Regions from separate parts of the Homo sapiens genome. Here region 1 is linked to region 2. A link is a loop called in an ENCODE intact Hi-C map of the cell type or tissue named here. Cell type or tissue: mucosa of descending colon. All regions are shown on one strand. Links, peaks and the distances in the headings refer to the core of each region. The heading gives the core; the rest is flanking DNA.

What was found. Peaks named below come from ENCODE experiments on the same cell type or tissue, not always from the same donor. Only the 100,000 strongest peaks of a DNase experiment are listed, where the experiment ranks them.
Region 1: a loop joins it to region 2, with 4 times the contacts of the local background. A loop is called at or near these places in 1 of 110 quality-filtered maps.

What each region holds. Positions count from the first base shown.
Region 1 is chr2:232,742,510-232,747,894 of GRCh38, reverse strand. GIGYF2 (GRB10 interacting GYF protein 2) reads right to left here. Exons shown (of 29, transcript NM_001103146.3): 4 at 151-280. Among named protein-coding and RNA genes, the nearest start is that of KCNJ13, 31 kb to the left of the region's middle. In mucosa of descending colon, for the core only: no CTCF peak of the experiment used is centred there; no DNase peak of the experiment used is centred there.
Region 2 is chr2:233,010,669-233,016,053 of GRCh38, reverse strand. NGEF (neuronal guanine nucleotide exchange factor) reads left to right here and starts at 2,798. Exons shown (of 15, transcript NM_019850.3): 1 at 2,798-2,986. It overlaps LOC101928881 (a long non-coding RNA gene), which reads right to left and starts at 3,440. Exons shown (of 3, transcript NR_136325.1): 1 at 3,085-3,440; 2 at 2,807-2,914; 3 at 169-347. In mucosa of descending colon, for the core only: no CTCF peak of the experiment used is centred there; DNase peaks (open chromatin) are centred at 2,733 and 3,433.

The DNA.
Region 1 (5,385 bases), core at 152-5,151, 270 kb after region 2:
TATTGCAGGCTTCAAAGCAGGGAAACAGTTAAGGTGGAAAGGCATGGGTCAATACATTAGTAAAATAAATCAGTTTTCATGTATCAGTACATCATGGTATATATCCCAAAGTCTCATTCACAATTTTGAACTCTTTTCCTACTTTCTTACCTTGTTGTCTTTAAGGAAAAGTGCTAACATTTCTTCTCTGCCGTAACGATAATCTGCTAATTTATACTTCGGCAATGCTGGAGAAAGAGGAGGGGATGTAATACTCCCACCACTGGACAGAGCTCGGAGCCTAGAATAGAAAAGACAGAGAATATGTCAAACATTCTGGTGCTACAGACTTTTTATACTATACACTGTCAAAAAAAATTCATTTTAGTTCTTTAGAAGAGCAAAAAGAAATCCTACTATCTCAAAGTATCAGACTTTAGCTTTAATACAATCTTTTGTCATGGCACGCTAAAAGGGCAGTTTATTGAGAGATAACTAGACAACCATGTGGCAATTCCTTAACTTAAAAGGCATCACGGCTATGTCCCCCAGAAGCTTAGAGAATGAAAAAGGGACACATTTTTCCAAATTTTAAAAGGCGCATATGATTAAAACAAAAGTGAGATACTACCTTACACTCACTAGATTCATAAAACTTAATAAGTCTGATAATACCAGGTGTTGGTAAGGATGTAAAACAATGGAAACTTTCAAGTAGTGTTTGTGGTATTATAAACTGAAATAATCACTTCAAAGAATGATTTGATAATAGCTAATTATTTAATTATCTATTTGGCAATTTGGTAATAGCTAAAATATTTAATAAAGTATGCTATACAAAAGAAAAATCAAAACACAGCCTATAGTAATGATAATTTTTATATAAAATGCATAAACCTGCAGCTAGGTTTATACTGTTTCAAGACATACAAACTGCAGCAAAAGCATAGAAACAAACATGAAATTGACAAATACAACATTTAGAATAAGGTTATATCTGCAAAAGATTAAGATTATAAAGGCAGCTTTAATTGTACCTACAATGTTTTATTTTTGTAGCTTGCCAATGAATACATGGGTGTTTATCACAATTTATATTTTTATATGCCTGAAATATTTCACAACGTTTTTAATAAAAGCAATTAATGGTCAGTGTAGAGAATCTGAAAATGCAGTAAAGTACAAAGAGAAATTGAAAACTACATGTACTGCTAAGAAGACAAATAAAAAATATACTCCAAACTGATAAGAAAAGTTGCCTCTAAAGAACAGAACTTGGGGAAAAGGGACTATTTTGTTTAATTTTAAAATAATATATTTTTATGGGGAAAAAGGGAAGAAAACTTCAGCAAAAAATGGCGAGTAAGATTCTACTGTAGCACTGTGTCAGACAGCAAGTGGAAAAACTAACATCAGGAGTAGCTGATATCAAGCATGAAAGGGACCAAGCTACTTTAATTCTAGTTTAGACTAAGGAAAAATTCAATAGAAGCATTGAAATATGTGCCCAAAACTGCTAAGCTTTATTCACAAAGCAAAAAAGAAGGGAATAATCTACTAAATTATGACACATTAAATATTAATATGAAGGCCAAGTAAAACACAGTAAATATGTGCACATTATTAAAAATAGCGTATGCATAGTAAACAGTAAAATGTGTTTACAAGAATAAAGTAATATTTAAAGAAAAAATATGCATTAGTAAAGTGAGACTGTTGGGGTGGGATTTTTTTTTTTTACTTATTGTGGAAAATTTTTTGTATTTTCATAAATGCACCAAAAAGCAGATGACAAACTCCCGTGTAATTTTTGTATTTTCTGTAGAGACAGGGTCTCACTATATTGCCCAACCTAGTCTCAAACTCTGGGCCTCAAGCAATCCTCCCACCTTGGCCTCTCGAAGTGCTGAGATTACAGGCATGAGCCACCATGCCTGACCCAAAACATTTTTTTAAAGTCTGGGTTTTGCTGATTTTATCCATGATATAATTAAACATTTTTCTGTCTTTTGCATTTCATGTAAACTGGTGACTGAGTATAGAGATTTTGAGATTTTCATCAATTTGGGTTCTTTTTTGGCAATACTTCGTATGTAGTGGTATGTTATTCCATCAAGAGGCACACATTGTGATGACGTGTTTGTGATACTTGCAGTAATTTATGATCAATGCTTGGTTCCCTAAGTTCACTAAGGTTGTAAGTGATTATATTCTTTCATTCCTCCCTTATGTATTAGCTGGAATACTTCTGCAAAGATAAATTTTCCTCTTATACTACCTGGTATAGTTACCAAATAATACTGCTTAATACAAGAAAGGAGGGAAAAAGCCTTAATTCTTATTTGTTTTCAAAATAACGACTAGGTTCACTTGCACCTTCCAACAGTGTCCAACAGTAACACATTATTTTATTAATATATTTCAATTCACAGCAATTATTAACAGTGTTCAAACTGTCTCATCTTTGAAGAGTGGGAGACTCTTCAGGTTGGCTCCTGGGTCCTTTTGACATGACCCTAGCAGTCTTCAACAGCTTCTTTTCTATCTGGTATGTCAGAATGTTCCAGGTTCATCTTGTATTTTTCTTGCCTCAGACCTGAAATCAATCATTTCCAGGGAGCCCTGGATTCACTTTCATTTATAGAAATACCACAACCTGGGTTCTGGGACTGCTCACTGCTACTCTGTTTCCTTTGCAAATATTCTTGGGCTTGGAGGTCATTTAGTTCAACCCCCATAAAACAAGTTAAACAACCAGGTAAGCAAACAACATACCCACAAAGGAATGGTCCAATCACTCCTTCCAAGAAGAAAGGAACTACCCCAGTACCTTCCAAGAAACTGCTTTTTATTAGATTCCTGTAAAGTTGGGCTCTTTACTGAAGAAGTGGAATTAATATCCACTGAACACTGAAGCTGAAAATTTCACACGTGAACTAGCTCATTTAATCTAATTTAACCTTCACAACAACCCAAACATAACAGATAAAAATAAAGCTGAAGGGTTAAACAACTTGTCCACAGTCACGGGCAGCAGAACAAAGATTCAAACCTAGGTTTTTATTACTAAAAAGACCACAATTGACCGGTTGCAGGTTAGCTCACACTTGTAATCCCAACACTTGGGAAGCTAAGGAGTGTGGATCACTTCAGTACAAGAGTTCAAGACCAGCCTGGGCAACACGATGAAACCCCATCTTGACAAAAAATACAAAAATTAGCCAGGTATGGTGGCTCATGCCTCTGGTCCCAGCTACTCAGGAGGCTGAGGTGGGAGGACTGCTCGAGCCTGGGAGGTCAAGGCTGCAGTGAACAGCCACTGCACTCCAGCCTAGGTGACAAAGCAAGACCCTGTCTCAAAAAAAAAAAGAAAGAAAGAAAGAAAGAAAAAAAAACACAATCTTTCCAACAATTAGGTCTCAAAATCCTATTTAAAATAGCCAGTTTAAAATATACATATATTTTATTAGAACTTGTTTTAAAATATCTTCCTTAACACCAAACCAACATGTTTCCCAACAGTTTCTACCACTGGAGTACACATCTAAGCACTCTTTCAAATGAAAATCATTCTGGTATTGGCAAATAATCACCATGTCTCCCCAAAGACTCCTTCTCATGGCCTAACATTCCTAATTTCTTCAATTGCTGCTCACAATAAGATTTCAAATGTATTCACCACCCTGTCCCTTCCAATGGATCACCAATGGTTTTCCAATGCCCAAGACTAAACATTTCTTATAGTCACCAGATTTATTAAGAGTAACACAGGCCAGGTGCAGTAGCCCATGCTTGTAATCCCAGCACTTTGGGAGGTTGAGGCAGGTGGATCACTTGAGACCAGGAGTTTGAGACCAGTCCAGGCAACACAGTGAGATCCTGTCTCTCCAAAAATAAAAAAAATTAGCAGAGCATGGTGGTGCACGCCTGTAGTCCCAGCTATTTGGAAGGCTGAGGTGGGAAGATCGCTTGAGCCTCAGGAGGTAGAGGCTGCAGTGAGCCATGATCGCAACACTGCATTCCACCTTGGCTGAGAGTGAGACTCTGTCTCCAAAAAATAAAAAATACAAAAATAACACAATAACACAATCAGAGATTTCCTTCAGGTGCTATGAAAAGAAACTGAGGCAAACTGGCAGTAACTCAAACTAAAAGACAGTTGCCTGAGTTAGGATAATGGCTGTACTATGATTCAATAATCGACAAATTCAATTCCAAGTCCCTCTTCACCTGCAGATACTTAGAAAAGCTAAAACATATTTGGGTAATATTCTTCACTAAAAATCCACCTGAGAACTCATGAACACAAAGAAGGGAATGATAGACACTGGGGTCTACTTGGGGGTGGAAGGCAGGAGGAGGGAGAGGAGCACGAAAAACCACTGGGTACTCGGTGTAACACTTGGGTGATGAAATAATCTGTACAACAAACCCCCATTGACACAAGTTTACCTACATAACCTTCACATGTACCCCCGAACCTAAAAGTTAAAAAAATCCACATATGATCTTTATCTCCTCCATACAACCCTCTCTTCTAGAAATTTAATCCCTATGTGCTTTCGTCTGTCTCTAAACATATCTCCTCATTTGTTTAAAACTTTTGATACAGCCATTTCCCTTCTAGCTATGCACTGTTCATCTTTCCTCTTCATCTAGAAACATCTCTACTTCCTCGCTTCTCAGTCACTTCAAAACGCAGTGTGCCTGGTTTCTCCTGCCACTCCACTAGCTCCTGCACTGTTCATCAATAACCTCAACACTGCCAATTCTACCATGGGTAGTAAATAAGTGGCAGCAGCAGGCCCCCCAAAGCCCCATGATACTCCCAAAATCTTCGCTTGGTAAGTGTTGTCCAAAATCCAAACTTCAGCTTATGAAAGCAATTTGGATAGTCAATAAACAATGTGTGAAGGTGTGGGAGTCAAAAGGCACTTCTATGTAAGCTTGTGATTCTCAAGTCCAGCTGTGACCTCTCCTATAGTCAGGCTTTCATACACAACCATGTAAAGCCCATCAGGTTCAATATGCCCAAAACCCTAACCCTACTCATCAACTTATTCATCCAACCCATTCACTGCCCATATTCTCAAACATAGTTAAGGACATCCCAATCTAATCAGCCACTGGATTAAAAATCTGGGATTCATACTTTACTCCTCACCTTCTACCATCTCTCATACCCAATTACCATGTCCTATTAGTTTTAAATCCTCAGTCTCTCAAGTCTTCCCCTGATCCAACTAACCTAATTTTTATTCACACTTTTATTTCCCACCTGGACTGCTGCAAATGCATCCTGAACGATTTTACTAGTCTTAATCTCCTACGTTACTAAGAACTATTTATTTATTTATTTATTTTTGAGACAGAGGCTCACTCTGTTACCCAGGCTGGAGTGCAGTG
Region 2 (5,385 bases), core at 237-5,236:
AGTCCAGGGCTCAGGCCTCTACCTGTGCCCCTTGCTGGCCCTGCCCACCCAGGAGGTCCCTGCTGCATCCCCATGGTCCCACTCAGATCTATTCCTACACGCACACACACACACACACACACACACACACACACACACACACCCGCTACAAACACTTACATTTAGGAATTGCTTAAAATATATATTTTTAATGAGTGAAACAATGGAAGAGAGTGAGCAGAAGGATGAGGGTCTCATAAGTGTGGCATCTGATGATAGGTTGCAGGAAACAGCCAAAATTCCCAGAAGACAGAGCACTCAGCGGACACCTCTTCAACCTCGGCATGCAGGAAGGCTCTGTTGGAAGGCTTTGGTGGCAAGGGACAGAGAGGGGAAAGAGGGAGTTAATGCACTTATTTTAATATCTCTTGAGCCTAATGCGGGATCTGGTTTATAGTGCCCTGCTCAAATGTTTGTTGAATGAATGAAGGAAAGGTTGGATAAATGGGTGGATGGCTGGGTGGATGGCTGGATGGATATATGGGTAAATGGATGAGTGGATGGATGGATGGTGGATGGATAGATGGATGGGTGGATGGGTGGATGGATGGCTGGATGGATATATGGGTAAGTGGATGAGTGGATGGATGGATGGTGGATGGATAGATGGATGGGTGGATGGGTGGATGGATGGGTGGATGACTGGATGGGTGGATGGGTGGATGGATGAATGGGTGGGTGGATGGGTGGATGAGTAGATGGATGGGTAGATGGATGTGTGGATAAGTGGGTGGATGTGTGGATGAGTGGGTGGATGAATGGATGAGTAGGTGGGTGGGTGGATTGGTGGGTGGATGGGTGGGTGGATGGATGGATAGATGGTGGGTGGATGGATGGATGGGTGAAGGGATGGATGGTGGATGGATGGATGGTGGATGGATGGGTGGATAGATGGATGGGTGGATGGGTGGATAGATGGATGGGTGGATGGGTGGATAGATGGATGGGTGGATGGATGAATGGGTGGGTGGATGGGTAGTTGAGTAGATGGATGGGTAGATGAATGGGTGGATGAGTGGGTGGATGAATGGATGAGTAGATGGTTGGGTAGATGAATGGGTGGATGAGTGGGTGGATGAATGGATGAGTAGATGGTTGGGTGGATGGATGGATGGATGGATGGATGGATGGATGGATGGATGGATGGTTGGATGGATAGATGGTGGGTGGATGGATGGATGGAAGGGTGGGTGGATGGATGGGTGGGTGGATGGAAGTGTGGATGGGTGGATGGATGGGTGGATGGGTGGATAATGGATGGATGGATGGGTGGATGGATGGGTGGATGGGTGGATGATGGATGGATGGGTGGATGGATGGTGGATGGATGGATGGACGGATGGATGGGTGGATGGGTGGATGGATGGGTGGATGGGTGGATGGATGGGTGAGAGAATAGATGAGAGACTACTTCAATCTGGCTTTCAGGGACAAAACTGAAACCCATGTTTTGTGGCAATCAGATGGCTGTGGGAACTTTCAAAGATGGCCCTCAGGGACCCCCACCCCTGGTATTGTGCCCTGTGTAATCCCCTACCTTTGAGTGTAGGCTGTGCCTGATGACTTCCTTCTAACGAGTAGAATATGCCAGAAGTGATGGAATATCACATCCTTGAGTATATTACAAAAGACTGACCTACCTCTTCCCAGACTCTCTCCATAGCCCTCTCTGATGCAACGAGCTGCCAGGGCGGAGAGGCCCACATGGCAAAGGACTGATAGTGGCCACAGCTGACAGCTGAGAGGGGCTGAGGCCTTCATCCTACAGCCCTAAGAAACTGAATCCTGCCAACACCAGCAGCTTGGAAGTGGATCCCCCCTAGTGGAGCCATGAGATGAGACCTCAGCCCCTCCAACACTTGGATGGCAACTTATGAGAAACCCTGAGCAGAGAACCCAGCCAAGCAGTGCCCAGACTTCTAGCCACAGAAACTGAGATGACAAATGAGTGTTATTTCAAGCCACACACTTTGAGTTAATTTGTTTCCAGAACAGATAGCTAAAACAAACGCTGATTTGAGTTTTATATAAAGATGGATGATGTAGCAATTAAACTTGGCAAATGATGGTAGTGGTTTTGATACTAGTTGGCTTGGGTTTGAATCCTGGATCCCCAACTTACTAGCTGTGGGGCTTTGAGCAAGATGATCAATTTCTTGAGCCTCTGTTTCTGCATCTTTAAAATGGGCATGATTCTCTGGTCATAGTGACAACACAAGGATTACATAGATTATGTAATGTACTTAGCCCAGTGCCTGTCATGTAGTAAGCACTGGATTAAAGGAAGCTATTAGAGGGAATAATAATAATAATAATAATAATAATAATAATAATAATAATGGAGCAAGATGCCTTACAAAGCAGTGAGTGTTCCATGCCTGGAAGTGATTGAGTTAAGGCCAGATGGCCATGGCAGGAAGTGACTAGAACCCTGGAGGACCCCAAAGCCTCTCCCAAATCTCAGATTTGAGGGCCGTGCAGCTGGCTTGGCCAATGCTTGGGGTTGGTGGGCCAGCTGAGCCACGGGCCCCTCTTGGTGTGACCATCAGCATTATCTTGCACTGGGCGGGCGGCGGGTATTCCAGCCATGCCCAGCCTTCCCCTCAGATAGCCCTTCCCTCCTGCACCACTTTTGTGTCAGGTATGTGGCTGCCACCCTGGCTCAACCCATGGGGCCCAGGAAGGTAAACACCCAGCCGGGAAGTGATCGTTATGGGCTCGTGGCCAGCTATGGGCCAAGGCAGGTCTAAAGGTCGGGAATGCTTACCAGTGAAGCTTTTCCAGGACAGGACGAAGTTTTTGGCTGTGGGCTCTCTGGGACAGAGTGGAGCGCCTGTGGATTTAGCCGGGGACACACCATCCTGCTCGCAGGTGCCTGGACAGGACAGGGGACGAGGGAGGAACACTCTCTGAGGAAGCCCAACTCCTATGAGCTCCTCTCTGGCAGGTGAGAGAATGGTTTTGGTATTTTTTAAAAAAATAAAATGAGATAAAACAAGAGAAGGAACAGAGGCTACCGCTAGGACAGGTAGGAAAGGAGATTACCACCCATCCATTCACTGAGGAGGAGCCCCCAAGAGAAACAGCAGCCCTGGATTCCACCCGAGGGATCCTGTCTGGTCTCGGCTTCAGCACTGCCCCTCCTGGCACTCAGTTTCACCATCTGGGAATCAGGATAAGGACTCCTTCCAGGCGCTCTTCCATTATGGCTGTGGGGTAAGTGAGATCAAAAGCAGGAATGGCTGCATAATTGCAGGGCCCTGTGCAATATAAAAATGCAGGGCCCCTTGTTAAAATAGTAAGGCTTTCAAAAGGACAACAACACAGCATTAAAGCAAGCCGGGGCACCTTCTAAGAACAGGGCCCTGTGACTGCCCAGGCCCCACACCCACGACGCCAGTCCTGATAATGAGCGTATATGTAAACGGAAGTGCCCTGATTCCTGTGTGCCATGGCACAAATCTCAGGGTCAGGAAGTGCACTTGGGAAACAGAAGTCATAGTCGTGAAGTGACAGCCCACTGCGCTTTAGCTCCCCCAGCACTGCCCCCTCCGCTCAGGGGCCCCTTTCAGAAAGACAGAAGGCCCTACCCCTCAGAACCTTCCTGATTTTTGCATCTGGCTGGCCTCAAGCCACAGCACGGTGTGACTGAAATGTGTAGGGACACAGTTTTCTTGGATGTGAAAGTGGTAGGTTCTTATTGTCTATCTTGATTTAAAATTTGGGACAGTCACACAGTCTCTGGCTGTGTAGAGGTGGGACTTGTGTTTCCTGGGCTCGTGACAGCTCTGCTATGTTCCATTGACTATCAGTGTATTTCTGCTTTTTGGGAAAATCCTTAATGCAATAAGGCCACTGGTGGGAATGTTCCAGCTTGGACACTTGCCATGTGTCTTTGTCCTCCCTGCCCCTTCTCTCTTTCTCTCTCTCTCTCTCTCTTTTTCCATTTAGGCTTCCCCTTTGCCCATGTCTCAGGCTGCCCCTTGGCACTGCTTAGCTCTGAGGAAGTAGAAGCCAGGGTCCCCTTGGGGGTCAAGCTTTCTGGTCCATGAAGGGAGACCACAGACCACCTCCCTCCACCGCACTCTCCTCCCACATCCCTTTCTGGAGCCCAAATTGTCATGGGAACCCCTCCCAGGGAGGGGATCCCCACAGGAAAGCCAGGGGTTGATCCAATGACAGTGTGAGTAACATTCCACAGCTTTCTGCCCCAGTGGGGCTGGGGACACAGATGAGGCTAGACATGGGGGAAGATGAATTGCTTTAAGAAGAGCTGATGCATGCCTGTAGTCTCAGCCACTCAGGAGGCAGAGGCAGGAGGGCTGCTTGAGCCCAGAAGTCATGCGGTGGGCTATGATCATATCACTGCATTCCAACCTGGGCAACCTGGCAAGACTCTGTCTCTGTTCCTTTTTTTTTTTTTTTTTCATTGCTTTAAGAACTTCCCTTGGCCTGTGGGAGACCGGAAGCTTGTACCAGTAACAAAATAGCCCAGATGTTGTGGGGCCACCCAGAGCCTCTCAGAGGAGACCAAACCTAACCACCCAAGCCTGCTGGCTCTACCAGGGGCGCAGGAGCTGCTGTTTGTCCCAAGAAGCTGGTGAGCCACCAGCACCAAGTCGGACATCCCGTCTCCCAAGATGACGTCCCTTCCCCATCTACATGGGCCCATTGCTTCCCGAGTAAGGAGTCAGCTCTGATGCTCTGAAGTCACCCCCCAGCACAACCCCAATGGCAAAAATTCCTTTACTCCTTCATAGATAATTGCTGTGCACAGTGTATGTGTGAGGCTTTGAAGTGGGGCTGGGGACACAGATGGGACAATGGTGGCCCTCAGGCTAGTGGAGATGAAGCGATGCTGTGTCCCACACCCCCGAGGCCAGGCCAGAAACCCCGCTTGGTGAAAAGAGCACACCAGCCCTCTCACCCCAACAACGGTGATAGGATCCTGAGGCTGAGAGGCACCGTGGCCCAGCGGAGCAGGGGGTTCCATCTCTGAGCCTGGATGGGCTGCCTCTTTTCAGACCCCCCTTCTCCCCGCACCTAAGCCCCCTCTGCTACCATGATGGTGTCTTCAGGAGGCTGCTGGGCCTCAGGAAAAATTCCTTCCCTTGGCCTGGGACCACCTCTCCCCACCTTGGGAGAGGTCAGACCAGGGGGTGGAATTCTGCCTCCAGACTGGAGGACCCACCCCAGAAGGCTGAGGACTTCAGCCTTACTCCTCCTCCCTTTGTTTGGCAGCCATCCTGGAGGCCAGGGCCGTGGGAGACCACATGGGGTCTGAGCACTGAGGAGGGGCCATTTGCTGGAGCACCCTCTGTGGGCTGCTTTTGGGAAACTAGCTCA